Regions from separate parts of the Mus musculus genome. Here regions 2, 3 and 4 are each linked to region 1. Evidence: chromatin loops called from intact Hi-C (ENCODE). Cell type or tissue: heart. All regions are shown on one strand.

Region 1 (8,000 bases):
ATGATATTAGCAACCTTACGAGAAAGAGGAATTATAACGTTATCATACGTAAAGTTCCAGCCATCAACAGTGAGTCAGAGAGGAAAACATGGTCTACATTGAATTAACTGGCACAGTGTAATGGCTATCTGGAAGCCAGCCAAAATTTAATGTTATCTCCAGAACATGAAAGCTCAATGTATCATATTACTGAGCTACTTAGAGAGCAAATCATGATAAATTCATCTTAAAAACTCAACTCCATAAATAAAATTACATTAAATAATAACCACATAATGAGTTTATTTCACAATTGTCATTGTTTTGGGACTTTTTTGGCAAGAGAGAAAAAAACAAAATTTGTCAGTTTGGCTCTTCATCCAAATTTAATTGCCAATTCCATTCTAGGGACTTCACCAAGGTGGAAGCTATCAGTGTGCCTAGTATTTCATCCTACTGCCATCCCCATACTAAGCTCTATGGTTGTAACTCAGTAAGGCCTAATCTACTGCCCTTGGTAAGAAGAAAGATGAAGAAAGATAATTCTAAATACCATCAGATAATGATAAACACAGGTATTTTTCTGAGCAACCAAAGATTCATGGTTAATGAGTTTTAGAACACACAACAAAAAACAAAAGTCTTTCCTTTTCTGCAGTTAATCTTTGCTCATCACAAGGAGTACATGAGCTACCAACTTCAGACCTGTGAGACTACAAATAAATTGTTATACTAGAGAACTATTTCACATGAAATGAAATAAAAGATAATAGAGATACCTTCTGCATCAGCTGGCTTTTTTATACAACTCAAGGCCACCTGCCGAAGGATGGCATCATTCTTATTAGACTGAGCTCTCTCTCTAGAACCAGTTACCAAGAAAATGCTCACAGACATGTCCACAAGGACAGATAGCCTGATGGAGATATTCTTTCAATTGAGAATCCCATTCTAAGATATATCTGGATTTGTATCAGGTTGGCAAATAACAAACACTCTATTTGGTGGCAAAAGAAAAACATATGTATATATTTATAGCTCCACTTATTTATATACATATTTATGTGTACACAAACCCACAAATATATAATACCTCTGTAAGGACACAAAATAAACTAATAATATTGCTTCCAAAGAATGAAAATTAAGAGTTGAGAAGTCTACAATCTTTTGTATTAGAATTAACTAGTCAAAACAACAAAATTAAATGTTAATCAGCCATGTATACTGATATAAGAATACAGAGCAAATCAGTTTCTCCTACATAAATTAAAAGAAAACAAAAATAACCAAGTTTATATGGAGAGAGACCGTGTGTGTGTGTGTTTGTGTGTCTCTACACTAAGAAGACTTGTGGGAGCTTGTTCTTCCACCATGTAAGTAGGTCAAGGGGACTGAACTACGGTCATTCAGGCATCAGGCTTGGTGGCAAGTGTCTTTATCTGCTGGTCCATCTCAATGTCCCTATTTAAATTTTGAACAGGATGGGGTTACAGGTTGGAGGCAGAAGCATCTGCCTACTATTCACCAGGCATCCTTGAACAATTTTCCATTTCCAAACACTTCACCTTAACATTTAAATTCATGCTACTACAATATCTTGTTTCTTTTTAAGTATATCAACTATGCTCCAGAAAAATATTCCTCAATTCCAGTCAAATTAGATAGGTACCTTTCTAATTTTCTAAGAACTGTTTCAAGTAAGTAGTGCTTGATAAATAACATGAACCACATATTAAAAGTTTCAGAGTACAGGAATTTTAAACTGCATCTCCATCAGTTAGGAAAACACTGACAGAGATTAAGCATTAGCTCTTTCAGATATTTGATGGATAGGTTATTCCAAAGGGAAACATTAGGAATAGGTGAGGCCTACTTCTAACAGATGCCAAGAGGTCTTCTGGTACTGTCTGCAGGCAAAATCTATACACACGGTTCTTCCAAAACAATAGAGACAACCTGAATTGTAGAAAACGGTCAATGTGTTTTCCAAGAAAGGAAAATTCTCTATTTTTTTCATTATGAGGAATCTCTAGAAAAAAAATAAAGAATTGCTAATATTTTTTAAGTATGTGTTTTCTTCTTGGTAAATATATTTAGACAATACCCAAGGAGTTTATAGTAGAAACTATCAACAAGCAAAAAGAAACTTCCTCTGTTGAAAAGCTATCATGTCCACGATTCTAGAAGGGTAAAACCTACTTGGAATACAGTGCCAATGCATTAGTAACACGACCTCAAAAGAACTGTGGTTAAGTCCCACAGCCTTCATCAGATTTCTGACAGACTTTCTTTTTCAGTGTAAAAACCAGTTTCCCCACAAAATCTGTTACTCTGGTTTCACCAGAACAAGAGGCCATTTTAAATGTAGACCTCTAGATCCTAGAAACTAGAAACAAAGAACTGCTTCTTTTTCCATCTGGCTGCTGCCCATCACCTCCACTTACTGCAGCATAAGCAAAGCCCATCACCGTGAAAGCTCAGATGGACTAGGGCTTTTAAGCCTTCACAAACATTTCCGATGTGATTTATGTAGGCAGTAAAAATATTTCTGCTTCTAGGGAGATCTTACAGGGAAGAATAAAACATTGGGCAGGGTATATAACTCAGTGGCAGATCACCTGCCTAGCAAAAATGAGTTCCTGTCATCCAATCCCCAAGACCCCTTCCCAAAGTTACACTGAATTATTAAAGTGGCAAAACTTTTAATACTTTACACGTGGAAATTGTGTCAAACCATGGAAAGCTTTAGGGTAACCAGTTAACTGCTATTTTTCTCATTAAAATATACAGGCATCTAATCTAATCTATTTAAGTGACTTATCATCTACTTAGATTAGTTTATCGTCTCTTAAGAGAGCGTTATCTTTTTAGAATACCAAAGAATTGCCTTGAGCCATACACAAGTCCTCCCCATTAACAACTTAAGGAGAAGGTGCTTTAGGCGCAAACACTTAAGGCGAGTATCCATGCACTCCACAGATCTATACAGGTCTCCTCACTCCCGGTGAGTTCACCATTCTGCTTGTCTGCCTGTCACTGCTTTCCCACGCGCAACTCACCTCAATGACACGGGACCTGAGTCAGAATAACAGTGGCGACCATAAGCACCGGTCTAGTGGCGGCAGTGTCTTCCTATAGGACTTAAGGCAGAAGCACCACGATGCATTTTGGAAATGACATGCTGTAAGAGAAAGCAAGTCTGTCTACCCAGCAGCCGCTCACAGCCCAGGCTGCGACTCCTACACCGGGCACCGGTCTCTGGCTGACGCGTCAGACTTGCCACCGTCGGGTCAGGCACAGTACTCCGCGACCCGCCCTGGCTACGCGGACGAAACAAACACAGCGGTTCCTGACCCCTTGGAAACGGCGGCTGCACAGGGGGAGTTGCTGGGTACCGCCCCCAACTTCACAGGTCGAGGTGGCTTGGCCAGGCGCGGACCCGCAGCGTGTGGGACTGGGAGGCTACCTGTCGCCCAAGTCCTCCCGCCTCGTCACAGTGACTATGGATTCCGGGGTGAGGGCAACTGCACAGGCTCAAGGTAAGGACGCTGCACGTTGCCGCCCTGAAACCATAGAGCTACTGCTGAGGAGAGGGGAACGGCCCTCGCGTCACTGTCGCTGGCGTGTGACGTCAGCGCGCAGGAGCCGACTTGTGGCGCTGCAGGGGAGGAGCCGGGATCTGCGGGGGGCGGGGCCAGGCGAAGCGAACGGACTGTACGTGCGGGGCGGGGCTGGACTAAGAGTGATGGGGCGGGGCTCCGGGGAAGGGCGGGGTTACGGAATAGGAAAGCTAGTGGGACCCGGCTCTCAGCCAGCAGCTGAGCTAGCGGGGAGCGTGAAGGACCAGAGGCCGGCCTAGAGGAGAGAGAGGCTAGGGAGAGGGTGCAGTGAGTGGGGGGCCTGTGGTAGGTAAAAGCTAAAAAGGGCGGTTTGGGAGCGGAGCGTAGCAAGCCGGGGATGGGTAGGGCAGAATCGGGGACGGGGGAATGGGGCGGGGCATCGTCAAGGGGCGGGGCCATTGGAATATGTTTGGGCCAAAAGAGCTAGGAAGTACTGGGACTAGAGAAAGGACTGGGCAAGTGCATTGGTGCAAGCACCGGGGACTGGGGGCGGGGAGGTGGAGACTGGAGCAACTTCAAGAGTTAAAAACTCCAAGCACCAAAGGGAGAGCGTGAGGTACTCCAAGCTCAAAGGAGCATGTGAAAGACGGGTGTCGGTAGAATAAAGTAAAACCGGAAAGAATTAGGCTGAGTGAAGGCGGGAATTTCGCTCAGGAATCTGACTCAGACTGAAGAGAGCATATTAACAACTTTTTCCCACACGGTACACAGATAAGGTACTTTTAATTTGAGCGCTCATTACTTAACTGAGGATGCCAAATATTTACAAGTAATTTTTCTTTAAGTACAATGCCCTTTAAAAAGTTATTTTAAGGGATGGCTCAAACAGCTCATCTCTGAAGACAGAAGACCAGGGTTCTGGGACGCAAACCTTGGTCTGGTTAACTCACCTGTAACAACTTCAGGAGCATCTTCTGCAAGCACCGGGACCTGAACTTATGCACATATCCACAGTTACTTCGTGAACTTAAACGAAGCAGTTTTATCTTTAATTTTTAGAATACAAAGTTACATTACAGTGTCCTACACCTTTATGTTTACTGTATATACACTTTATACTGAAGGGACTGACGATGTACAGTAGACTAAAAATCATTCGATGCAGGAATTGAAACAGTTGAGAACAAGCCTGGTGTCATCCCGAGTAGCTCTACTCAGTGAGCTAGAGGATGGCACTCTAGAAGTCCATACTTGAGGCAGGAAGAGGATAGTGTCTTTGTATACAGCCATAGTTGCTGTCCACATTGTTCCATTCGTGTGAATGGAACACTACCGAGGCTGCATAGACCTTGCCTAAGATCTGTAGACAGTTGATTTCTCTTTTCCATCCTTTCCCCATCCCACACACCCAAATCGACTTTTCTAGGTTCAGGAGCTTATAATTCTTTCCAGCTTGGAAATGGACAGATTAAGGGCTTCTTTGCCAGATGGTGACACTGCAAGTTACCTAAGCTAGTACATTAAACAAATGTTGAGAGTCAGCTCTTGTTTGTTTGGTTTTTGTTTGTTTGTTTCTCTGTATAGTCCTGGCTGTCCTGGAAATCACTTTGTAGACCAGGCTGGCCTCGAACTCAGAAATCCGCCTGCGTCTGCCTCCAGAGTGCTGGGATTAAAGGCGTGCGCCACCACGCCCATCGTGATTCAGCTCTTCAATCTCCAGGAAACTACAAGAGACTTATTTCCCATATGTTTTTAATTCTAATCTTTAGCTCCATCCAACTCCACCTGGCAGGAATTTTTCTATGTACAACTCTAGTTCTGCCCACATAACCCTATCCAGCAAAGTGAGGGGGCATCACTGCGACCTGCTAATCTAAGCAAATACTTTTTTGCTGCTTGCGTAAAGAATGGCTACGCACTGATAAGTGGATATTAACCCAGAAACTTAGTATAGCGAGATATAAGGTACAATATGTAAAACATATGAAACTGAAGAAGAACAAAGACCAAAGTGTGGACACTTTGCTCATTCTTAGAATTGGAAACAATCACCCATGGAAGGAGTTACAGAGACAAAGTTTGGAGCTGAGACAAAAGGATGGTCCATCTAGAGACTGCGATATCCAGGGATCCATCCCATAATTAGCCTCCAAGCGATGACACCATTGCGTACACTAGCAAGCTTTTGTTGCAAGGACGGTGATATAGCTGTCCCTTGTGAGACTAGGCCGGGGCCTAGCAAACACAGAAGTGGATGCTCACAGTCAACTATTGGATGGATCACAGGGCCCCCAATGGAGGAGCTAGAGAAAGTATCCAAGGAGCTAAAGAGATCTGCAATCCTATCGGAGGAACAACATTATGAACTAACCAGTACCCCAGAGCTCTTGACTCTAGCTGCATATGTATCAAAAGATGACCTAGTCGGCCATCACTGGAAAGAGAGGCCCATTGGTCAGGCAAACGTTATATGCCCCAGTACAGGGGAATGCCAGGGCCAAAAAATGGGAATGGGTGGGTAGGGGAGTCGGGGGGGGGGGGGCTTTTGGGATAGCATTGGAAATGTAATTGAAGAAAATACGTAATAAAAAAAAGGAAAAAAAGAAGAATGGCTACTCAGTTATATCTGAAGATAATGCTTTAGGCAGTGGTCCAGCTATTGATGGGAATATAAATTGCTAGTCTTTCTAAAAGCATGTTGTCAATGTGTACACTCTTTGACTGTAGAATTTTACATCTTGAAAAATGGAGCCAAAGAGGAACATATGAAATGTACGTTTATTGTTTATAACCAGATAACTTAGAACCAATGTAATTGTCTACAAAAAACTGTTTAGATCACAATATATTTAAACAATGAAATACTCAAAAGCTAAACAGGATCTTTTTTTACTGACTGTTATTTCAACTGTTATGCTGACGTAGTTTGAGGAAAAGAAGAGACTAGAAAGGGAAATCACCAGGTTTATACGTCCCTGTACTATTTAATGTTTGATTTTTACAACACAAATATTTTTTAGTCTTAAGTATGCTAGTGGAATCTTCTTTTTAAAGAAAGTAGTTTTGGTCCTTGGAACAATCTAGTAGTCTTTAGAATACAAAAATATTTTGGGGCTGGAGAAATGGCTCAGCGGTTAAGAGCACTGACTACTCTTACAGAGGTCCTGAATTCAATTCCTAGCAACCCCATTGTGGCTCACAAGCATCTGTATGTGATCCAATCCACTCTTCTGGTGTGTCTGAAGACAGATACAGTGTACTTATAAAAATAAAATAACTAAATATTTAAAAAAAAGAGAGAAGTTGTCCTTGAAATATGATGTATCTCCAAATTCTTAAAAAATATTTCTATGTAATAAAGAATACTCATGTATGTATGCATATTAGTACTAATGTTTTAAAGTGGGTTATGATACACAAATTTCTTTATGGTATATCATACACACATAATTTAACAGTAGATCCTGAACATCTCTCTAAAAAACATCAAACTCCTGTCAATATGAGGATTCCATGGTCAGCAGATCGGGGCAGAGCCTTAACAGATAAAATGTCTGCTGTAAACAACTGTAGTTCAGATCTCTAGAACCCATGTAAAAAGATTGGATAGGCCTGTTGGTTGCCTGTACCCCAGCAGAGACAGGAGATTCATGGGTAAGCTGGCCAGAATTGGTGAAGTCTATACATACTGAGAGACCTTCCCTTGATAAAGCAGAGAGCAATTGAGTAAGATATTCAATGCCATCTTTGTGCCTCTACATGTACACATTAATGCACACCCCCTCTACATGTGCCCATAGATCCAAACACACATGCCACACACAAATACACTTGCAAAAAAATTTTGTGATATGTATGTACTAAAACCCACTTGTTTCTCACCATATTGTATTCTTAAAAATGTTTTTAATTGAAATAAAATTATACTGCTTCCTCCTTCTTTCCCTCCCACATTTGCTTCCCATGTCTCCCCTCAACTTGATGGCTTCTTTAATTATACTTGTTACATGTGTATGCACAAATATATGTAAATAAAACCTATTTGCTCCATCGTGTGTATATATGGCTTCCAGGCTGATCACTCTATATTCAACAGTCAATAAAAGGGCTCATCCCTGGGAGAGGGTAATTCTCCAGCAGTCATTAGTTAGCTGTCATTCATTGTCAAGGGATGAAACACCACTAAAACTTTCTACCCCCCTCCCCCAGCATACCCATTGATATTACCATTGCTCTAGCTGTTATATAGCCATTTCTAGGACAGATTATAAATGACTTCTTGGAATTTTGGCTCTTACAATCTTTCCCTTCTGAGGTATTTTGAATCATGGATGTAGATATATCCATTGATTTCTGCATTGTGTCCCTTTCTGGTTGTCTGTGATGGTTTCCATTTGCAGGAAAAAGAAAAAAAAAAAGAGGCTTCTTTGATGAGGGGGGTTAATACACTTTTATTTC
Region 2 (8,000 bases), 490 kb before region 1:
GTGCAGCTGAGAGATCATGTCTTCAGTCTTTGTTCTTACTAGAAGACTGTCTCTACAAAAAAAGAAAGTGGGCACATTAACAAGCAGATCAGAACTCAAATCTGGATGCTAGAGGACTGGCTCAGCAGGTAAGAGCTCCAAGTGCTCCATCAGGAGAACTGAGTTCACTTCCCAGCACATGTGTCCAAAAGCTCTCAGCCACCTGTAACTCCAGCTTCAGGGTATTATACATCCACTTCAGAACTCCACAGGCAACTGCATACATATGCACGCCGCACGTGCACTCTCACACACACACACACACACACACACACACACACACACACACACACACTATTTTAAAATAGCAGAACTAAATATTTTTTAAAAAATCAAGTCAAAACATACGTACCAGAATTTTTTCTGGATTAAAATATAGTATAAGCTATGCTTTCTAGCTAAGTGCTGGGCAGTCCCATTTTGAACTTGGCTTTAAAACCACTAAGATAGCTGTTGATAATCCAGAAAGGAGCCACAGGGAAGGCAGGATTCTCCACCTCTCTGATAGACTGATAAATACTGCCAGTGGCTAAACACAGTAGCAAGTAAACAAATGGTTTAAGCTACTGCCAGTTTTGCCTTCTTTAACGGGGCTGTAAATCTAAATACTTTCTCCTAAACAAACCCCCCCTCATCCTATTATTATTACATTTATTATCCTACAAACATTACTATTAAGCTTGTTATGATCAATGGAACTCAGAACACTGGCTTCCTGTGAGAAGAGACCAAGGGAGTCTTCTGGCATGCTAGGTGATATGCCGGTGATGGTTGTTAGGACTGATCCAACTGGACATTTATCTCATCATAAAAGAATTAGGCTAAAGAAATGGCTCATTGATCAAGAACACATACTGATCTTACAGAGAGTGCAGGTGCAGTTCCAAGTAGCTCACAGGCTCCCGTATCACCAACTCCAGGGATTTGATGCCCTCCTTTCGCTCCTGTGGGAATCCACACACTCCGCACGTACTAACATGCAGATACACACACCATTTTTAAAATAAAAGAATGTATGATAATTTTCTAAAAAGCCTTTCCAGTTAGAAATAAAACAGCCTAATATATTGTCTCATACTGATGTGGTGTTCGGAGTGAGAATGGTCCCCGGAGGCGCATATATTTGAATGCTGAGCCCCAGTTTAGAACCAAGTTTGGGAAGGATTAGGGAGTGTGGCCTTGTTGGAGGAGGTGTGTCACTGGGAGTGGGCTTTGAGGTTTCCAAAGACTGGCTCCATTCCCACTGTGCCCTATCTCTGCCTCCTATATGCCAATCACAATATGGGTTCCCGGCTGCTGCTACCCACCATGGCTTTACTCCACCAACATGGCTCTAACACTCTGAAACCATAACCTCAATCGAACACTCTGTTTTATATATAGCTTTGGGTCATGACATTTCGTAATAGCAATGGAAAAGAAACTAAGCCATCAACGCATTAAGAAAAAAAATCTTTTAAAACAGGTATCACAAATTCACCTCAATCTTTGACCAACCTGTTGATACCGGCTGCATTTACCAAGAAATTTACTGGACCTAAATGTTTCTCCATCTCTTGAAATGTACTCTGAACATCTTGTTCTTTGGCAACATCACACCTAAATGCCAAGTGGTTTCCTACAAAACAAAGTTAAATCAGAATTACCTCTAAATCTTAACTTGAATTTCGAATTTATTTGCTTTATGATTAGACTCTTCAGCAAGCCTGTGCTGGGCCGAGCAATGACAGCCAGTCATGGGTTCCTGCCCTCAGAGCACACGATGAAAGGACAGGGTGGATGGAAGTGAAGGAGAAATAATGAGGTTTGTTTTTTCCGTCTTGTGTATGAGTGTTTTGTTTTTGTTTTGCTTTGAGATAAGGTTTTACTGTGTTGCCTAGACTGACTTCAAAACTCAGGCTCATCTTGCCTCTGCCTGCCAAATTCTAGGATACAGCAAGTACATAAAATAAAACATTATCGAAATCTAACTTTAACTTTGGAGTTTTCTTGAATGGGAGATTTAGACACAAGAACTATGGGTACCTGGCTACCCATAATGTTGGCACTTGCTGGACTCACAAGTTCATGGCTATTCTGAGTGACACCTCAAACCCTTAAGAAGAAATAAGCTTGGAAAGTCTAGAAACAAAAGTGGTCAGGGCCAGCAAGATGGCTCACTTGATAAGGGCACTTTCCACCACGCCTAACAATCTGGGTTGAACCTTTGGGTCCCATACAATGAAAGGAAAGAACAGACTGTCCTCTGAGTTCCTCAGGTGCACAATGACATAGATGTACTCATCCAACCAAATGAATAAATGTGATTTTTAAAACTGCAATTAAATCTGGGCATGGTAGTGTATACCTTCCGTCTCAGCTTTGGGATAGGAGATTACTACTGTAAGGTTGTGGCCAGCATGGACAAGAGAGGTGGCTCCATAGAACTCCCTGATCCCTATCACCAAACTCACGAAGTCACTGATGGGCTTGGGGAAGCAACCCTGACTTCAAAGTAAACATATTCCCTATCTGATAAGCTACCATATTAATATATATGCTCCTCAATTTATGATAGGGATACATCAAGATGAACCAACTATATGATGGAGAGCCGAAGAACAGGTAACTAGTACCACAGGGCAAGGTGGAGTATCTAGCAAACTGGAAGCAATGCTGACTGGCTAGGTGTTGAGGCTCGTGTTCACACCCAAGGTGAACAGATGTGTTCCCCTGTGTTCCCAGCACGGAGGAGGCAGAGACCAGCTCCTGATCCAAGGGAAACCTAGGCTGCGTAGTGAGACCCTATGTCCGAGAAAGCTGGATACCACACCGCAGGTTCAGAGTGTACTCTGTACTAAAGACATCACCGTCCCATCACAGTAAGGAGATCTCAGCAACTGGGAAGCTGAGACACGAGATCCACAAGTTCAAAGCCAGTGTGAGTTACATATCAAGGCTATTTCCACATAAGTAAAGAAATATAGTCGGCACCAGACACTCTTAGACCTACAAGATACCCAATGCTTTCCTGATAGTGACATGTATTTTTCTCCATTCTTCAAGTTGTCTTCTCCAAACGAGACTTAAACTTGCAATGCAATGACTAATCCGTTAATAACCTGGGGTTGGGGGGGGGGGGGCTGGAATAGGAATACAATCAAAGGGCCTGGGAAAACAAATTAGTAACTTACTAAAGTCATTGATGGGCTTGGAGAAGCAACCCTGACTTATCAAGAGTTTCTCTTTGAAATACTGTCGGGTGCCTTCGCAAAGGGCAAGAGCTCTCAGCAAAATGCAATCTAGCCATTTGTATCTGACTTCTCTACTTTCAGTATAATCGCGTCCATTCTCTCCTCCCAGAGGCCAGAGCAAGGCAGCTCTCAATATCAGCACTGGCCGCGGGGAAGGCAACTACTTGTCAGGGGTCCTTAGAATCTGCCTGGAGTAGGCGAGAGCCCCTGTGAGTGTTTGGTCATGGGGCACGAGCGATCTGGGGCGCAAACCCGGGTACATGGGCAGGGCCCGTGGACTGGAACTCAAGGACTTGCACCTTGGTCGCACGGCGAGGACACTTCCGGTACATACCGCCGAGCTCGCCGGCGGTGACTTTGGCCACTTCCAGGTTTCTGGAGACGATCGCCAGACGGTAACCCTTCTGGGCCATTAGCTGGGCTACCGCCCTGCCGATCCCCCGGGAGCCTCCAAAAACCGCACAGACTTTGTCCATCTTGGACCGCGGACCAGCAAGATGGATCCCTGAGACTCAGAACTTGTAATAAAAGACACAGCTACTGACAAAACCAGTATGCTCTCCTTTCAACAGACAACCCAGGCCACAAAACAAGGCGCGAGGATTAGACGTCAGTGCACACGGACTCTTCGAGGGTTGCATTGCATTCTGGGACTTGTAGTCCTTACTCTCTTGCACTTGTGAGCATTTTAGTAACTGCTGCTGGATGCCTATTCCCAAGCCTGGTTAGTTCTATGAGGGTAAATGTCCTGTCAAAGAGCACAAGCCGTGTGTGGTGGCTCAGGCCTGTTCACTCATCACTGTTCAAGGCCAGCCTGGTCTAGAGAGTGAGATCTTGTCTCAAAGACAGCAACAAAGAAAGAACACTGTGTAGAGGGATTCAATAAATGCTTGTACTCCTCTTTTTGAGGAAAAGACCTGCTATGTTACCCAGGCTGGCCTCAGATTCTCTATGATTCTCCTCCCTCAGCCTCCACAGAGCTGCTGGCATCTACAGGTATGGGCCTCCACGCTCTTCGACTGATCAGAATAGAGTAAAGATTAAAGAGCAAGCTTAGGTCATTATTGGCAATATTGGGTTCCTATACTCCTAAATAAGATATCCTGAGTGCTTTTTTTTTTTTTTTTAAGAAAAAGTTAGCTGGGCATGGTGGTGCATGCTTTTAATCCCACACTAAGGAGGCAGAGGCAGGTAAATCTCTTGAGTTGAAGACCAGATTGGTCTAGAGTTCCAGGACAGCCAGGGCTGCACAGAGAACTCTGTCTCAACCATGCCTCCCAAATAAACAGATAATAAATAAATAAATAAATAAATAAATAAATAAATAAATAAATGGCATGATTTGTTAGCATTCTAGTGTAAAGAGAACATTTCTTGACAGAATATTAGTGTACTAAATAAAAAAGTAGACCATAGTCCCTATTGGAGGTAGGGAGAATTCTGGAGCAACAGGACTAACTCACATAAAACTCTAATGGGCTAAATTGTTTATTAAAGTACAAAGTTGTATTAACACCAGAAATCAAAAGGCCAGTGAGGACTGAAGGCACAGCAAGCTGGCAAAGCCGGGTCTGAGTATTGATTTCTAAATTGGGGAGGGGTGGGGACCTACCAGAAAAGTTGCACATTAATTTTAAAGTTTTTCTTTTTCTTTTTTTTTTACCTTAAAGAGAATACTATATAGTTTATTAAGCAAAACATGAATGACCAGATTTATGTTGCTACAAATCCCATGTTCCAATGTTTTATGAAGTTTTTCATTGTAATAAAACAAAGCCATACATATTTTTAACCCATCAAGTCTAGCTAGTGGTGTGAGTGTGTGTGTGTGTGTGTGTGTGTGTGTGTTCCACTGGGTATTGGAGACAATCTTCAAATATGTTGGTTGTCAGAGAAGAAAGGTAAATACCAACTCAACTAAACACCCCTAGATCTACAATGACAATCTGCCCTGAATGTGACATGCCCATGCAATAGTTGTTGGTTACATAAACAATGTTTATGCAAAAACCATGACTGGATTTAAGGCCCACCCCATGAAGCTAAGCCTGTCAATACTTGGTGACCAAAAACCTGAGACTAAATAGGCCTAGGGGAAGTACCTACGACAAATATCACTGTCCTGATGAAGTAATGTAGCAATAAAAAAGACTCCAAATGACATTCTGCTATTTCCCTTGGTCAATGTCATACTCAGCCCTCACCGGAGAAGCTTCCTCTTCCAGTATACGGGAACTAACAGAGAGCCACACCTGGACAGTGTGCAGAGAGTTAGAGGTTGGGATACTCACTATATGTTCTAAATGGGATATCTTCATTAAACCCGTCTGCTCAGGGTTCAGGGATCTATAACAAAGATGTGGAAATAGTGTAAGAGCCAGAGGGGAAGAAAGACACTAAGGAGAAAGTGTCTTCTAGACGCCAGGATTGATGTAGATATCAACTCAGAAACTGTAGTAGCATGCACAGAGCCTACACAGGTCCAAGCCAAATGGGTCCAAGCAAGAGGGAGAAGTGGACATGGATTTCCAGCCTTAACCCAGAAGCTGCCTCCTATTAATAACTGCTTGCAAAGGAAAATTAGTTTGCTCCAGCAGACTTTCATTGAATATACAAACTACACTAAAGGGTAAGGCCAAGGCCAGCAGTAAACTGCTGACACCAAAGAAACTCACTGGTATGTTTGGAATTTTTTTTTGTCTCATCTTGCCCCATTTGAACAATTTTTTTAAACCTTACTACTCTTTTGCTTGTATATTGCGGTTTCTAATTTGGGGTTTCTAAATTTCCTTGTATGTTTCTCTATGTTTCTTGTGGGGTTTTTTTGTTTGTTTGTTTTTTGTCTGTTTGTTTTTCTTTTTTTTATAGAACATGATTTTAATATTTTCAACTCTTAATATTCAACAAACAGAATAATTATTTTAAGATATATTTCATTGTTATGTCTCCATTTTATGATTTTATTAATTTGGATATTGTCTCCCTGCCCTCTGGTTAGTCTGGCTAAGGCTTTATCTTGTTGATTTTCTCATAAAGAGCCAGTTCCTGGTTTTGTTGATTCTTTGGATAGTTTTTTTTTGTTTGTTTGTTTGTTTCTATTTGGTTGATTTCAGCCCTGAGTTTGATTGTTTCCTGTCATCTACTCCTCTTGAGTATATTTGCTTCTCTTTGTTCTAGAACTTTCAGGTATGCTGTCAAGCTGCTAGTGTATGCTCTCTCCAGTTTCTTTTTGGAGGTACGTAGAGCTATGAGTTTTCCCTTTAGTATGGCTTCCACTGTGTCCCATAAGTTTTGGTATAATGTGTCTTCATTTTCATTAAATTCTGAAAAACCTTTAATTTTTTCTTTATTTCTTCCTTAACCAAGTTATCATTGAGTAGAGTGTTGTTCAGCTTCCATGTGTATGTGTGCTTTTAGTTGTTTTTCTTGGTATTTAAAATGAGCCTTAGCCCTTAGTGATCAGATAGAGTGCATGGGATGATTTCAATCTTCTTGTATCTGTTGGGGACTGTTTTGTGACCAATTATATGGTCAATTTTGGAGAAGCTACCATGAGGTGCTGAGAAGAAGGTATATTCTTTGGCTTTAAGATGAAATGTTCTATAAATATCTGTTAAATCTATTTGGTTCATAACTTCTGTTAGTTTCACTGTGTCTCTGTTTACTTTCTGTTTCCATGTCCATTGCTGAGAGTGGGGTGTTGAAGTCTCCCACTATTATTGTATGGGATGTGCTATTTTGAGCTTTAGTAAAATTTCTTTTATGAATGTGGGTACCCTTGCAATTGGAGCATACATGTTCAGAATTGATAGTGGAGCATACATGTTCAGAATTGATAGTTCATCTTGGTGGAATTTTCCCTTGACCAGTATCAAGTGTCCTTCCTTGTCTTTTTTTGGTAACTTTTGGTTGAAACTTGATTTCATTGTATATTACAATGGCTACTCCAGCTTGTTTCTTGGGACCATTTGCTTGGAAAATTGTTTTCCAACCTTTTACTCTGAGGTAGTGTCTGTCTTTGTTGATGAGGTCTGTTTCCTGTATGAAGCAAAAATTCTAGGTCCTGTTTATATATCCAGTCAGTTAGTCTTTGTCTTTTTGGGAGAATTGAGCCCAATGATATTAAGAGATACTAAGGAAAAGTGACTGACTTCCTGATATTTTTGTTGTTAGAGGTGGAATTATGTTTGTTTGGCTATCTTCTTTTGGGTTTGTTGAACGATTACTTTCTTATTATTACTTAAATCCTATAAGAAAATTGTTGGTTACATCCATAACGTTTATGCACCTGTGGGCGTGTTCTTTCCAGGACACTTCTTAGTGCAGCATTCCAGGTTCATATCAAGACTACTGATGCTTTTACCCTCAAGCAGCCTACTTAGCTCCTTTTCCTACTATGAAAGCTAATGAACAGGAAAGAAGGTGTCTGATGAGTACCAGCTTGATGTCTCCCAGTCCGATGGCAAAGTGTGTGGTGTCTTCAGCAGTAGGGTCTTCACCAAGAGTAATGGCAACCCCCTGCATTGTCTTGAGGGTCTCTAGTCTCCCCTTGATTGACAACTTTAGGGGTGATATCTCACACTTGACACTGTTTTTGTTTGTTTGTTTGTTTTTGTCTTGTTTTTTTTTTTTTTTACTTGTTAGTCTATGGGTTGTGGAAGGAGTATTATTCCCCTATCTAGGGTATAGAGCTAATTATTTTAAAAGGCAAAAGTGGTCAAGCCTTGG
Region 3 (8,000 bases), 100 kb after region 1:
TGTGTGTGAGTGGCTGCTGTTGAGGCTAGAGGAGAGCACTGATCCCTGGAGCTGGAGCTGGGAGTTGCCCAACAGAGTGGACACTGTCCTGGGTCCTCTGCAAGCCCAGTGCATGCTCTTAGCTGCTGAGCCATCTTTCTACCTCCATTTTAACATGTTCAAACAAACAAACAAACAAACAAACAAAAGCAATAACAAAAGCATGAGCTCGTGATACTTAAGTAAACTCCAAGAGATTCTTTTGTGCAAAGAACACAGTTTACACGGTGGTCAAAAAATACCACCCAAAGCATGTCTCTAAATGTGCTTCTCCATAGCAGAGACAAACAAACCAAGAAGAAACAAAGGGAAAATGTAAAGCTGTCATAAAGGCATAAAAGTTTCAGCTCTATTTTGGTACCAAGATGCCATCACATCATCAGGCCTTTCACTTAAACAGACTCATCACGCACACCAGAAGCAAACGATCACAAGTAACTGGATACAAAGGACTTATCAGATAAAAGCTGTTTCTGTTAAGTACAAGGGCACACACCTGTCATGTTATTACCCAGCAACCATAGCACTTAAGAGGACTGCCTGAGCAAAGCCATCGTCGGATACATCTTTAAGAACAAACAAAACGAATGTACAATGGCACATATGCATGAGTAAGCCAGGATGAGACCAATTTCTTTGTATTCTAACCTAAAACATAAATAATGGGGGAAAAAAGCTGTTTTTTCAGGAACTCCAACCATAGTTAGGTCTGCACTACTTACCACAATCATTACTACCCTTCCACTTAAAACCAGATAACTTCCTTTTGACATTCCAAACAAAAAGAGAGGAGAGGTATGGTATAGTTAAGGATCAATATGGGAATATCCTCTGAGCTAAAAACCATGTCTTTCGGAAAAGGCTTTGTAATGCTAAGATTTGCATCTCTAGCACCCATGCAAATTAAAGGTTAAAGGATGCTATTGGAAACTGGCTCAGTGCTACCAAGGCAACTTGCTTACTTTGCGTATCTGTCTTGTTTTCTAAGTACAATCTCTTTCTTTCTGGGAACTTAGATCCTTGTGGTTCTGAATCCAGGCGAAACTCGGCACATTCTACCCGCAGCAGGACCAGCGGCACCTAGTGCTGCAGAGGCTAAGGGATACAGCTCAACGCCGCCCAGTGCGCGGGAGAGCTGCCCTCAGCAAGCCAGTGCCGCTAGAGTCGGCATTTCTCACCCAGGTGTTGATAACTACATGTTCTCAGGGGTCCAACCATATGTATTGGTAACTGTCATTCCAAGCCTACACACTGTATGTACAAGTCAGGCATCGGGTAAGAATTGTTTTTGACAGCACTGTCCTTAGGAGGTTGAAATGCCAGCCAACAGGAAAATAGATAGTTACAGGGCTTTCAAACACTGGGGAACAGTAACTAAATGAAAGAAAGAGAAGTACAGTTAGACAACATGGCTCAATCTTTGTATGATGTTCAATTAAGAAAACCCCCCAAGATTAGATAGATGTGTGGTGGTTTTAAACAGAATAGCACTTATAAATTTGAGTACACCAAGGAATGGCAGTACTGGGAAGGACTAGGAACTGTGGCCTTGGTGGAGGAAGTGTGTCACTAGGGGATAGATAAGACTTTGAGGTTTCAAAAAGCCCATTCCACGCCCAGAGTCTCTCCCTTCCTGCTGCCTTCCAGTCTAGATGTAGAACTCTCTGCTTCTCCTGCAGCATACCTGCCTGCCTGCTACCACGCTTCCAGCCGTGGTGATAGTGGACCGAACCTCTAAAACTGTAATCAAGCCCCAGCTAGGCACTTTTTTTTTTTTTTAATGGTCATGGTGTCTCTTCACAGCAGTAGAATACTGACTAAGACAAGATGTACCATAAAAGCTTTTTAAGGAAACAACAAACTCTACAAGAAGGCAAGGGTAACTCCAACTTCAGGGTGATAGCCACAGTGACTAGAAGCGGCAGGAAATGCTTAGGCAAAAAGGAAAAGGCACCCAAATGGGTAGATGCAGAACTGTGGGAGTGGTTTTACATACAACGTATTTGGTCACATTGTCCCCTTCCCTAACTCCACATGACTTCAGGGACTGAATTCAAGTCATCAGTACTATTACTCTCTACGTCATCAAGCTGGACTTTGTTTAAGACAGGTCTATTGTAACCCAGGCTGGTCTTGAACTTGTAATGTAACTGAGGAGGACACTGAACTTTTGGTCTTATTGCTTCTGCCTGACAAGGCTGTTCTCTTTAAACCACATTTTTAACTTGGTGTTGTGAGAAAACACAACACAACGAGAATAATACCTATGTTCGCCATCCACTGGCCGTTAAGCCTTAGCAATCGCCTCACCCTACCCAGTTTAAAACATAGCTGGTGTCACTTTTGTTAAACGTTCGTTTCCCTGCTTAACTTCTCCCATTAGCTACTGTATGCTTAAGGAACCCATGAAATCATGTAAGAGTCCAGACTGGCCAATCTATCACTCATCTGAGAACCCGTATCCCTTACACTTCCAGGTCAGGCTACCAAAGTAGCCGGGCAGTGGTGGTTCGTGTCCTGGAGGCAGAGGCAAGAGGGTCTCTGTGATTTGGAGGCTACATATTGAGTTCTGATCTACATATCAAGTTCCAGGACAGCCGGGGCTACAACATAGAGACTGTCTTAAACAAAAGTCTTTAATAACTCCAGGGCTTGTTAATTCCAGCATTTTCTTTTACACACCTGCGTTAACCCCAAGCAAAAAAAAAAACGAAAGGTGAAATGTTTGTTCGCGTGTGCCTCGCCGCCCTGGCAGCTCCTCCAGTTTCCATCAGCTGGTTAGTAAGTGAATGAGTGAGTGAGTGAGTGAGTGAGTGAGTGAGTGAGTGAATGAATGAATGAATGAATGGTCCGTCCGCTGGCTGCAGAGCTTCGTGGGAACTGGGCTGGCGCTGGAAAGGAACGACTTCCCCGGGCCATTGCCCCGCAGGGCGGCCCTCGGCTCCTCCACGGCCCATAGCGTCCCCATACCCAGCGCATCCCGCCTCGCCTACCTGCGGTCCCGCCCCGGCCGTCCGGCGCTTCCCGCCACCGCCAACCATCCCGCAGCCGCAGCGAGCGAGCCAAGGCCCGCGCTCCTGCCGCTTCCGAGCGCCCGCTAGTGCTTCCGGGTTCAAAAGCCGCCAATCCGAGCTGCCGCTTAGCCACTCAGAGGCGCCAATTTAGAGACCAGGCTCCGCCCCCTGAGACGGAGGAGGACGCAAGGCCCGGTCCGCAGACCTGGGGTGGCCCCGCCCCCCCGAACGCAAGCACCGCCCCCTGAGCTACATCCGGGGCCCCGCCCATTGCCTAGCGCCAGCGTGCGCTAGAACCTAGACTATATGACTATTGAATTTGGGTTCTTAAGGAGCGATAAACTTCGTCCTCATATGCTCAAGAGAGATAGCTTTAAGATGCTGCCTCACTTCAGCCTTTTCGTTTTCTTTGTTTCTACTCATTTAAAGAATTAATTTTTTGCACTCCATCCCTTTCTCTCTTTTTTTTTTTTTTTTTTTTTTTTTTCCGAGACAGGGTTTCTCTGTGTAGTCCTGGCTGTCCTGACTCAGAAATCCGCCTGCCTCTGCCTCCCGAGTGCTGGGATTAAAGGCGTGCACCACCACCGCCCGGCTTCCCTTTCCCTTCCTATTGCACTATTGTCTAACACTAAGTAAACCTATCTTTTCTCTTTTCTTTACCTCCCTCCATTTCCTTCCCTTTATCTTCACATCCTCTCTCTCTCTCTTTCTCTCTCTCTCTCTCTCTCTCTCTCTCTCTCTCTCTCTCTTCTCATTTCTCTGTTCTTCATTCCTAATACAATTCGTTTTTTGTTTTTGTTTTTACAAATCTTGGCTATGCTTAGTGTAAGCCCTGTACCACGAGCAGCTGCAGCACCCCGAGCCAGTTTAAAAAGGCACACTGTCAGGCTCTACCCAGAGCTTAAAAATCAGAATCTGACTCTCAGGAAGAACACAGTTTGGAAGACACACTCCTCCACCACCTTCCCCTTCTCTTCCTTATTCACAATTTGTATACTCTCATTTTGTGGAACATATCCTTGGTTTTAAACTTATTTTATTTTTAGTTATATGAGTGTAGATTTGTAGATTTGTGTGTGTGTGTGTGTGTGTGTGTGTGTGTGTGTGTGTGTGAGCGCGTGTCCCACAGATGGCAAAAAAAAGGCATCGGATTCTCTGGAGATAGAGTTATAAGTGGCAGTGAGCCACTCGACGTGGGTGTCCTGCAAGGGCAGTGTATTACTCTTCACCACTGAGCCTTCTCCTCCGGTTTTGAGGAGCACTTCAAACCAGGGGCACAGCTGCTCCCTTGCTGTAACTGGGGCGGGAGTGAAAGAGAAAATAAAAGACCTAAAGGTCGCACTCCCTCCATCCTCCTCCTACCCCACTCATGTACTCATCTGGTACATGTTTCACACCAGCTGAAAGAATTTCAGCACACCTAACAATACTTGAAAAGACTGTGATAATATAGGCTAAAGTCTTTAGAGAGCTGTTTGAAACAAGAGTGTGGAAAACAGCCAATAACCCATACTTGGGATTAGAATGTTTGTTTCCATATGACCTTTCATACTAACCTTTATCTCATTCACAATCCTAACCAGTGCACCTCTTAAACTACTTTATAATCTCATTTACAAAACGAGATTCTTTAAAATAAGCGAATCCATTCTTTTTACATTTAATTTTAAAACTTTAATCTTTGAGGCTGGTTATAAATTACATTATTTGAACAATGTAATTTCAAAATCTCTATCAAATATAGATTTTTTTTACAAAAAGACATTAAAGCACATCTCTTTCTTATCCTGTTTTGTTTTTGTTTTTATTTATTTGTTTCATTTATTTTTGTTTTATCTTTTTTTTTTGTTTGTTGGTTTGGTTTGTTTGTTTGTTTTGGTCAAGTTGACCTAGGGTCACCTGGGAAGAACCTCAATTGGGAAAATGCCTTTATCACATTGCCTGTAGGCAAGTCTGTGAGGCATTTTCTTGATTAATGATTGATGTGGGAGGACCCAGCACCCCGAGGGCTTTGGTACCCCTGGGCAGGTGGTCCTAGGTCCTATCAGAAAGCAGACTGGACCAGGCATGAAAGCAAGCCCCGTGCTCCACCGTGGTCTCTGCTTCAACTATTGCCTCCAGGTTTCAGTGTGAGTTCCTGAGTTCCTGCCCTGACTTCCCTTCATGGTGGAGAGGAAAGGGCTTATTTCTTCTTATAATGCAAATGTAATATCTTTTTAATTACTTGTTTTGTATTGGTATTGAGTGTACCCCTTGGAGCCCAATAGAAGAAAGGCTGGAAATCTGAATAATCTCAGAGTGTGTCCTCCATGTAAACAGGTTCTCCAGGGAAATAGCCCATAGACATTCATTCTTTGTCTGTCCATTTTGTCTGTCTATTCACCTATTCAGTTCACATGATGGTCGAGAAGTTCCACAGTTTTCTCCAACTTGGGAACTCAAGAAAGCTACTTCTGTAGTTTGAAGCTCTGGAATCCAGGATGCTGGTGCTTAGAGTGGAGTTTTGGGCCTTAGAAATGAAAACTATAATCACTGAACACAGGAATAGAAGGATGACAAAGCTCGAGAGTTCTAGCTGGGGAAAGGGAATAGAGCAAGGGAAAAAGAACAAGAGGAGAAAAGGAGGAGGAAGAGGAAGAGGAGGAGGAGAAAAAAGAGACTTTCGTTTTATCCAGACCCTGAGTGGACCTAATGGTGCTCATTAACACATATGAGGATAGTCTGTTTTATTCTGTATTTTACATACTTTTTATGCATTGTCATCTGGAGTGATGCTAATGAACTTTATATTACATGAAATTTCTATGATGACATCAGTACCCAAGATAAACAACTTAGAGAGAGGGAAGGGGATTTCTTTTGGCTCAGGTTTTCCATTCATGTAGAGAGAATCTCTTGTGCACTGTGTGGAAGCAGCGGCTGTCAATAAAAAGCTGTTAGCCTATTCAGCTTCGGCAAGAAATAGGAAGAAGGCATTCCAGCAGGGAGAGAGGATTCTGGGATGAGAGTCAGATGAGGGGAGAGATTTGCCCCAAATGTTAATGGAGACAGAAGCACGAAACTGAGAAGAGGTAACCAGCCCTGTGGCATTCATAGAACAGAATAAACAAGTTAAGTTATAAGCTAATTAGGAACAGGCCCTCATGTATAGCCTAGGCATTTATTAAGATACAATTCAGTCTCAGAGTTGTTATTTGGGGAACTTGAGTGTGGGTGGGAAAGCCTGTGGTCACATGTTCACTTAGCTCAGCTCTGTGTTTCTGGGTCTGTAGTAAAGCAGTCTATCATGGTGGAAAATGGCAGTAGGAGAACGTTTCTTGCCTCATGGCAGCCTAGAAGATGAGGTAAAGTAGGATGGTTCTAGGACATGATGGACTCTTCACAGCCATATCCCCAGTGACCTATTTCCTCAAGCTTCCCCAATTTCCACCACTTCCCAAAAATGCCATTGAAATCTAATTCGCCAGGGGATTAACCTCCTGATTAGGTTAGAGTTTTCAGTATCCAATCAGATCTGGCAATGACCCACAGGGGTGTGCTTTATTAGTCTCCAGGCATCCCTGAATACAATCCAGCTGGCAATCAAGACTAGCCATCGCAACGTCTGTCTTTAAAATGAAAGTAGGAACATTAACTGCTGGTTGCCAGGGCGTCTGATTTCCTCCAGGTAATTATGACGTCATGTACACTTAAGCCAGACGGACTGATTCAATAATCCCAGTCACTCAGGAGGCCTGCAAATTTAAAGAGTGAGTTCAAGGTCAGTCTATCCAACTTAGTGAGACGTTGTCTCAAACTAACAAAAAAGATGGTGACTTAGGCTCAGGCTATAGTGCTGGCCAAACATGTGCAAAATGAACAATGAAATTAAAAGATGAAAAATATATATCCAAGAAGATTGAAGGAATTTAACTCTGTAAAACTCTGATGAATTAGAATTTCTCCATTGACTTCCAGAGCTACGTGGGGACAAATAAAATATAGAATATAAAATTTGAGATAGCATAACTCCAAACTTTAACACCAAAGAATGTGCTAACAAAGAAAAGATCCTAATACAAGATCCTATCACAGATCCACAATACAAGCTAAAAAAAAAAAAAAAAATACATGCACAGCAATAAGAGTAGCTATGGAATATATAGTTCTTTTTGTGTGATGTTGTGTGTGTGTGTGTGTGTGTGTATGAGAGTTATATCTACATGTGTATGTGTATATGTGCACATGCAGTGGCCAGAGAAGAATGGTCTATCATTTTCTGCCTTATTACCTTAAGACATGGTGTCTTATTAAACTTGGAGTCAGGGGTGGTAGCCAGAAAATTTCAGTCGTCATCTTGTCCCATCCCTTCACACACACACACACACACACACACACACACACACACACACACACTCACACACAGTACTGAGGCTATAGGCTTGCACATGGTCATACTCAGGTTTGGGGATCTGAATTTAAATCGTGCTTTCAGAACAAGGGCCCCTACCCACTGAGCCATCTCTCTCTCTCTCTCTCTCTCTCTCTCTCTCTCTCTCTCTCTCTCTCTCTCTCTCTCTCTCTCTTTTTTTTTTCAAGACAGGGATTCTGGCTTTCCTGGAACTCACTCTGTAGACCAGGCTGGCCTGGAACTCAGAAATCCACCTGCTTCTGCCTCCCGAGTGCTGGGATTAAAGGCGTGCGCCATCATGCCCGGCCTGAGCCATCTTTCTAACCATAGTATCCTTGCGCGCGCGCACACACACACACACACACACACACACACACATTCTCACACACTCATGCCACAACACATACACATACACAACACAACACACACATATTCACACATACACCACATTCACACACTCACACCACAACATACATCCCACAATACATTTTATTCCTAAAAGCTATTGAATTTACTATGTATGTGGTGGAATGCTGAGGAATTATGGATTGTAAAAG
Region 4 (8,000 bases), 360 kb after region 1:
TCCTCACTAGGACTCTCTTCCCAGGTTACTCCGGGTTGTGTCAAGCTGGAAGATAAAACCAGCCAATGAACTGTTTGTTTCATATTGCTGTCTAAAACCCTAAGCTTATTTCCCATTGTTTACCTATAATGGGATAGAATCCACCCTCCTTTGTGTGTAGTTTAATTCATCACTGCGAAGGGAATACTTCGTGTCCCTTATGCTGCCTCTGTCTGCTATCTCATTACACCAACTCTCCCGTTGAATAAGGCTGCATAAGCCTTCTATGGCGTCCATAAGAGATTACCACAGTTTTAGGGACTTTATACAACCCTCATTATCTTATTGTTCTGTAGTTTGGAAATTCACCACATGTTCTAGTTCTCTTTCAGTTGTAAAGTGTTCTGACCAGATGCCATAGGGAGGAAAGGGTTTATTTGGCTTTGACTCCCAGGGCACAGTCTATCATCACAGGGCAGGAACCATGGGGGATCATACTTCTTGCCTGCTTGCCTGCTGGCTTATTCTCTGACTCATGCCCAGCTACCTTTTAATACAGCTCAGCCCTCTTGGCTGAGGAATAGTGCCTCCCACAGTGGACTTGGCCCTCCTATGTCAATTAGTAATCAAGAAATTGCCCATATTAACCAGACTTGAAGTCTGTATTTTCTATACAATTAGAATTGACATTTAGAACAAAGGCTGTTCCCATTCAACTTTACACTTTGAGAATAAAATATATTTTATGTACTTGTGGTTAATTAGGGTGTGTGGTGTTTTTATTTATTTGCAAGGTTTTCTTAATAACAAAATCCATAATTTTTTTTAAAGGTCAATGCCTTACAGACCTGCCCACAGGGCTAATCTAGTCTGGGCAATTCTTCAATCATCGTTCCCTCTTAGGACATGTAAGCTGTCAACAAAAATCAATGTATCTATGCACACATGTATCTTAGTGGGCTAAATTTAGGGCACTGGTGGAGGAAGAATCGTCATCCTTGCTTTGCAACTGCCCACCATGGTTTGGGAGACCTTTTCATCTTCAAAGTTGGTAGCAGCCCATGGAGTCTTCCTCAAGACACTACCATAGAATTCTTCCTTAGCCTCTGTGAGCCCTGGGATGACACAGGACACACATGGACGATTCGGAATTATCTTCTTATCTCAAAGTTCTTCTTCAGCACATCCACAAGTCTCGTCATGACCATGCATGGAGACATTTTTCTGCCTACCATAAATAAGTTCTTTCTGAATACAGGACCCACTTCTCTGCTTTAAAAGACTCTGAACCAATTTTCAGTATTCCCAGAGATTAAGTACAAAGCCACCCCTTCCACAAGGGCCTTTCCTCCTCCAAGCCCAAGGAGGCCATTTTTCTCTGCCTCTTTTCAGGCCCACACACATACATGGACTGCAACGCTTATTTTCTACTCTAATTGATTTGTCTTCGGGCACATCACTCCAACTAGATGGTATGAGTCATGATGTCTTACTCATCCTTGCAGCTTATGAAGCCTGGCCATAAAAGTTTGTGGGGAAGAAAATTTAATGTGAAATTTTAATGCATGAAGAGGCCTCAGGTGGAGGCAGAAGCAAGACCAATAAATTTACAGAGCCTCTGTTTGGAGCATGAGTATTAAATGGCTCTGTCTGCCTTTAATTAGTTATAATCACATAACCAACCAACCCCTATTCTTTTAACCCCATTCCACAGAGGTATCACGGCAAATTTAAAACCAACCATTTGCACCTTAATGCTGATTTTTACTATATGTGACTGGCCATGGAAACTGTCAGAATTGTAAGTGTTCCCCTGGGTTTTGCTAGAAAAGACAACTTGTATCCCAAATGCTAGAATGAATTCTAAGTTAGGCAAACACTACTATCTACATATTTCCTGAATTCATACAAACACACTTGCTTAATGACGCTATATGACTTGGGCTGAGACTGAACAATTTGGTTACTGCAAGTAGCTACTTGGCATTTAAGTGTCTGGAAGTTCTTGAAGAAAAATATTGAAAGCTCAAATTAAACAATAGCTGTGGTACTTAAATAGTCTTAAATTTTTCAATTGTTAGCCAAAAAGGGTGAGGAGTGGGGTTTGAATAAGGTCACATGAGTGTGAGGAGATTTATTTTTAAAAGAAATGGTCTGTTGTGTTCATCTAGTGTCACTAGCAAACCCAGGGGGCACAGAAGTACAAACCCAGCAACACTTGTAAGACCTAGGTGCTCAGCCCCCTGCTATCAATCAGAAAGACACAGCTAAGGAAAGATCCCACTTGTCTCTTTCTAAACAGCACAAGGCATAGCTAGGTGGAGCAATCAGGGCACATTGTAAACGTGGTGCATCACACAGAGCCAGGTAATGTAACCAGTCATGTGCTGGGCTCCTCAAACTTGTAAGTATTTTAATAGATGAATATGGGTAGCTGTAGGGGAAAACAGTAACATTACCTTAGAAGGTACAGATTGCATTTTTGTGCATTAGCTCACTGCCTGCAAACTACCTTGCTCTAATTTAGTCTCTCCTGAAAAACAATTCTTTTTCCATCTTGCAGATTTAATCCTGAACATTTTACTATGTTGAGTGTAGTAGCAACTTTAAAAAAAAAGTGTTTTGCCTGGGGGGGGGGGAGTGAGAAAACTTCAAAAACCACTGTTTCTGCAATGCTGATTCCAAGTTCCTAATATAAAGCTAGAGCAAATAAAGATTGCTACAGTAACCACACTTTGAACAAGTGTCTTTCAAAACAATGACGACGGAGCCATAATATTTTCTACAGGGTGAGCAGCTGATGTACCTGCAAACATCTTCTTTTCTTTTTTCCAGTTTGCTTTATAAACCTTGGAATTTGCGATCCCAGGCTAATTTAAAGAGGGAGACAAGCAATTCTCGGGCTTAAAAAGGATTGACTCGGCATTTACTTTTTTAGCCAAAGAAGGACGTTCCCCCATTCCAGGCCACCAGACAATTTGGTGTCAACTTGCTATGGTGGGAAATGCGACAAACTCCAAGAGCTCTCAAGACAAGGAAGCAGCTCTTAGCACCAGCTGCTTCCCACACTCCTGCAGCATCAGGACGCGGCGCTTCGGAGCTCCCCACGCCGCCTTCCGGGCAAAGGCCAGTACACCCTTCCCTGTCTGGGGAAACTGAGGCACCGTGACAAGAACGATCCACAGCTGGGCGAAGAGCCCTGTCTCTGCGTGGCATCCTCCTTCTCCCGGGAGATTGGGAAGGCTCTGTGCTAACGCGCTGTGGACAGCGCGCCCCTGGCCATCAGAAGGTTGTGGCACGAGCCTTGGACGCGACTGTCCCCAACCCGCCGGTCTCCGCCCTGCATGTACTTCCAGCATCCTGCGACCAGCCACGAGCTGGGAGAGCAGGGCACCTCCAGGCGCGTAGCCTCGCCAGCCCAGGCGTCCGAAAGTTCTGCAGCTCGGGCGGCCGCTGACCACAAACCCGGTGCGAGGCTCCCTCCTACTGTAGCCCGCCGCCCAGGCTCGCCCGCCCAGTGCCCTCACTGACCTGACACCGCTGCGCCACTCGGGTGGTCGCCGTGCACCTCTCGCCATGGCCACCCGGGGAGCTCTGCAGCACCGAGCGTGTACCAACCTCCTCCGCCGCCCGCGCCTCTTCTCGATGCGGGTTACGAGCCCCGCCGCCGGGAGCCGGAGCTTCCCACCTACGGGCTCCAGAGCCGGCGAGAGCCGAGCATGCCCAGTGCGGCTCCCGGCGGCGCCGAGGTCCGGTGCACTCTGCACAACCGGGTTTTCGCCGCAGCCGCGGCCCGGGGCGGGCCGCTGCGGGTGGTGGGCTCCGCCCACCCCGGGCTGGCCCTGCAGTCTGCAGGGAAGCATCGTGCTCAGAGAGCCCGGCCTCTGGGCGGGACCGGGCGGCCACTGGGCGGTGCTCCCGCGCTCCACCCTGCCTCTTCCTCCAGACTCAGTGGTGCTAGGGCAGCGTGACTGGTAATTGTGGGGAGGCAGGGCGCTGCCGGCGTTGTCACCTCAACTTTCCGGAGCGTCGCGTCTCAGTGGCGTTCAAGGACACGCAGGCAAAGGCGTCTTCGAATGTCATCTTGGATGCCACGGGCAACCAGCCTACCCACGCATTAACCAACCTAGTCTCTAAGGCTGTCTTGTCACAGCACCTCGCGAGCAGGAGCATATGGGGCCTCCTAGGCGGCCGGCCGCGCTGTCACAGCAAAAGCACAGTGGACGCCTCGAAGTGGCACGACAAGACACAGCAGGGTGTTTGCGGTGGATTCTGAGTGGTGTGGTTCCGCGAAAATTTATAAAACTGCCCCTTAAAATTATTTGCAGTTTCGACATTCTCTCTAAAGAGCAGTTAAGTTGTTCTGATGAGAAAAAATAAGTATTCTAAAAATATTTTTACCACCTACATAAGTTTTCTGTGAACAGTCCTGCAATATTAGTGGATCTCTCCCCTGCCATCCCACACGCATTTAAATATTATGTACCTATCATCTATCTTTCTGTCTGTCTATCTATCTATCTATCTATCTATCTATCTATCTATCTATCTATCTATCTATCTATCTATCTATCTATCTATCTATCATTCTATCTATCTATTTAAGGGAGATCTTGTCAGTTTCTGGGACAGTGACCAAGCTCTTCTTCCCTGGCTCTTCTATCCTGGCCCCCTCCGGCCACGCCCCACACCGTGTTTTTTTTTTTTTTTTTTTTAAGAAGGGTAGCCCCGCCCCCACACCTATGTTGGTCATAGGCTGCTGGAAAAACACGGAGAGTTGGATTAAGCAAATTAACGCTACTAAAGTGGCTCAGGCTGTCAGACCCCGCGTATTCCACTCTGAGTTAGGAACAGCTGTCAAGATGACAGGAAGCTGTTAACGGGATAGCAGTCGACCTCCTTCTCTGTGACTGACAAACCCAGAGGCAAAGTATTGTCTGTGACCTCAAGCCCTGAGTTCCGCCGCAGAAGTGGCTGCAGGCAACTGAGCATGCTCTGAACAGTGCCAGACTGCTGCACGTGGTTGCCTCTGGCATCTGGCTGCCCAAGGTTGAGGAACATCAAGACACCAGAGCTCAGAAGACAGGAGGAGGGAGCTGCCCTTACAGCAAGCAATAGCATGGGTACGTGGGACGAACGGACGAACGCTGGTGCAGAGGGATTTATGTGCCAATGGATGCACGGGCTCTCGTTTCTAAGCATATCAAAACCTAGTCCTTCTCCAAAAGCCTGAGAAATGGAAATCATACTTGAACATTAGTTTCCATAGCATCTTAGCTCAACGAACCTCCCTGCCTCTTTCAAAAACCTAATCCGTTCAAGTTTTCAGTAACCATTCTGTACAGTTGTAGCTGAGAACCACACGGAATCTGTCTCCCTTTGTTCCAGTCAGTCATGTGTATTCTTGTAAAGTATTTTGGTATTCGCTTTGGTTCTATTTCTTTTCCTACCCACTCCTTTTTATTTTTTCCTGTCGCAAACCTGCAGAATACTCCCGTTCTATCTTAGAAATACTCGCTGCAGCATGCTTGTGTGTTTAACCCTCAGTGACGGAAGACTGGAGTGGGAAAGGCTACAGGAAAAGAAAAAAAAGAGTGCAGGATCAAGATGAATAAATTCAGCGAGAAGGAGGGAGAGAGGGTATAAAGGGACAGCAGGGAAAGGGGTGGAAGAGGTGAAGGGAGAGAGAGAGACTGTGGCTCACTGGGTTAGAAGAATGACCAGTGAGGTTCGTTGAGATTCTAGGAAACAGCCCAAATGAGAGTGGCTCTTTATGTCAGCCCCAGTTTAGCTTCAGAGTGGTTCGGGTCACCCTGTCTAGTGAAACTTTGCCTCCTTGAAAATACGCTTATGTGCTTCCCCTTTGAATCTGGGGCCATTTTAATTAACCCCATGGGTTTCTAGGATCTGATATTACTTAGGTCTAGAATACTGCACTGGATCTTGCTTGGATCTCCACAGACATGAGGATCAAAGTAATGAAGCCTGGGAACGGGTGGGCAAGGTGTCTCTTCAACAGCTATCTTGGAACTGATGTTTGAAGCTAACTCCTCCCCAGTCTACCTGTGTGACATGCACTTATAATCCCTGTCACCTTTCCTCCACATCCTGCTTCTTCATGCTCTCTTCTTTGCCCCAGCCAATTATCCTCTCTTATTCTCTCACCACTCTCTTCTCTCCTACTGCCTTGTGATCTCTCATCTTTCTGAAGATGGCTGTACCCAGTTGCTAGAATCTTTGCAGATGGGTCTGTTTTGATTGGTCAGTATCTAGTGTTTGTCCATATATGTCAATATTTTATTTCACCTTTATCCTGAACTGCATTTTTTTTCTCTACATATCCCTAAGTTCAGACTTTACGTGTAAGCTAACAAAACAGCCCAAGTGGAATGCCTCAGGAAACCCAAATCCAGTATGTCCTAAGCAGAGTTCATAAGCCATGATTGCTCTTTTGCTGTGTTTTCTAGAGAGCTTCCTGGTACCTCCACTCAGCCAGAGATCACAAATCTGGAAATGTCTAGGTCTAGTCACCTTGCTTTCTTCTGCCATCCTGCTCGTCACAGGCACCCTCCACCTGCCTGTAGGTGTGTCTTCATAGATCCTGTCCTTTGTGTCCCTACTTACTCTGCTCTCTTCAGCCCTCCTCATCACTAGACATCTTTAACCACAGACCTGTCTGTACTCTTCAACACACCCTCCTCTGTGCCTCCTTGGGTTTTTCCTTCTAAGCAAATTATATTACAGTACGTGTGTGCCTCACCTCTGAGGTGAGTTTCCAGCCTGATTCCCTAGCATGCAGTACCCTAACGAATCCAAATAGCCTGTTGTGCAAACTGACAGCCGCCCCATGCTTGTCACTTCTTTTGTTTCTCTGTCACCTTAATTCATTGGCAAAATCTTAAGCATTCAAGAGTGAGTTCAGACTGGCCTTCCTGTAGTGATTTCTACTTGGATATTTCATCTGTGCCTTGTCTCTTGTCCCCATTTTGACATCTGATCTTGATTTTTCTTTCCTTTGTCTTCTCTGCACTGTGGGGAAGTTGATAACCAGGGCTGCATCTCAACCATCTATGTTTCCAATATCAACAGAGGTTTACCTGATGGATGAATGATAGGTGTATATATTGTTATAATATGGGAAGTTTGCTCCTTAAAAAATAATTCTTCTCTAAGTGTTTACACAGATTGCAAATAAATTGACATGCTGTCAGAACGAAGTCACACGCAGTGCAGCCAGAGGAACCTAAGTGAGATCTCAGGTTTGACTTCCTTATACCCCAGAGATTTTCTTCAGCTTCAGAAGTCTGGAATGCTTAGTGAGCCATCTGGTGCCCTTCTTTCACTGGCACGAATAAGCACAGCATTACTAATTAATCCACAAATTTCATTGTTTTTCGTTACTCTGCTTTCTTCTGGCAGTGTAGTTACAACCTCTAATTATCTGAAGGTCCTTATTCTACCCCCTAGAACAGAGCTGCTGCTCCTTCTCCTTCTCCTTCTCCTTCTCCTTCTCCTTCTCCTTCTCCTTCTCCTTCTCCTTCTCCTTCTCCTTCTCCTTCTCCTTCTCCTTCTCCTCCTCCTCCTCCTCCTCCTCCTCCTCCTCCTTCTTCTTCTTCTTCTTCTTCTTCTTCTTCTTCAAATATGATTGTAATACTTCTCTTAACTTTCAGTGTCTACTGATATACACCTAGAAATACACCCTGGGAACTGTAAGAGGTTACATTATTAGTAGTATAATATATACATTTCTACATCTGTATATTTTAGTGAGAATTTTGGTTTCTTTTAAAAGACAGGAATATTGTAAGAATGTGTTTTCATTTTAACCCCAGATGTGGGATGTGGGGCTGCTTCAGACTGTCCACAGCAACTGACTATGACTTGCCTTGTGCTCTAGCAGGGGCGTGATTTTGCCAGCTTCAGATACTTTCTGATTGTGTGATATTTGGAATACTGGGGACTTTTCAGAGGGTATATAAATGCTAGAGCCCTGAGGGTTTGTTGTTTGTTTGTACGCTCTT

The links. Peaks named below come from ENCODE experiments on the same cell type or tissue, not always from the same donor. Only the 100,000 strongest peaks of a DNase experiment are listed, where the experiment ranks them.
Region 2: a loop joins it to region 1, with 2.9 times the contacts of the local background. A loop is called at or near these places in 10 of 42 quality-filtered maps.
Region 3: a loop joins it to region 1, with 9 times the contacts of the local background. A loop is called at or near these places in 10 of 42 quality-filtered maps.
Region 4: a loop joins it to region 1, with 4 times the contacts of the local background. A loop is called at or near these places in 9 of 42 quality-filtered maps.

The regions. Positions count from the first base shown.
Region 1 is chr8:60,988,805-60,996,804 of GRCm38, reverse strand. Nek1 (NIMA (never in mitosis gene a)-related expressed kinase 1) reads right to left here and starts at 3,612. Exons shown (of 33, transcript NM_175089.4): 1 at 3,042-3,612. In heart, no CTCF peak of the experiment used is centred here; DNase peaks (open chromatin) are centred at 3,634 and 3,984; H3K4me3 peaks cover 2,554 bases; H3K27ac peaks cover 2,145 bases.
Region 2 is chr8:61,483,597-61,491,596 of GRCm38, reverse strand. Cbr4 (carbonyl reductase 4) reads right to left here and starts at 3,863. Exons shown (of 5, transcript NM_145595.2): 1 at 3,607-3,863; 2 at 1,537-1,657; 3 at 1-52. The coding sequence starts at 3,748. In heart, a CTCF peak has its summit at 3,662; DNase peaks (open chromatin) are centred at 2,766 and 3,866; H3K4me3 peaks cover 1,496 bases; H3K27ac peaks cover 1,141 bases.
Region 3 is chr8:60,885,569-60,893,568 of GRCm38, reverse strand. It overlaps Hpf1 (histone PARylation factor 1), which reads right to left and starts at 3,141. Exons shown (of 8, transcript NM_028299.3): 1 at 3,033-3,141. The coding sequence starts at 3,080. In heart, no CTCF peak of the experiment used is centred here; a DNase peak (open chromatin) is centred at 3,198; H3K4me3 peaks cover 2,098 bases; H3K27ac peaks cover 1,115 bases.
Region 4 is chr8:60,628,569-60,636,568 of GRCm38, reverse strand. It overlaps Mfap3l (microfibrillar-associated protein 3-like), which reads right to left and starts at 3,744. Exons shown (of 3, transcript NM_027756.5): 1 at 3,511-3,744. Gm34730 (a long non-coding RNA gene) reads left to right here and starts at 4,714. Exons shown (of 3, transcript XR_379010.3): 1 at 4,714-5,102. In heart, a CTCF peak has its summit at 3,855; DNase peaks (open chromatin) are centred at 3,818 and 4,968; H3K4me3 peaks cover 2,561 bases; H3K27ac peaks cover 1,224 bases; H3K27me3 peaks cover 1,487 bases.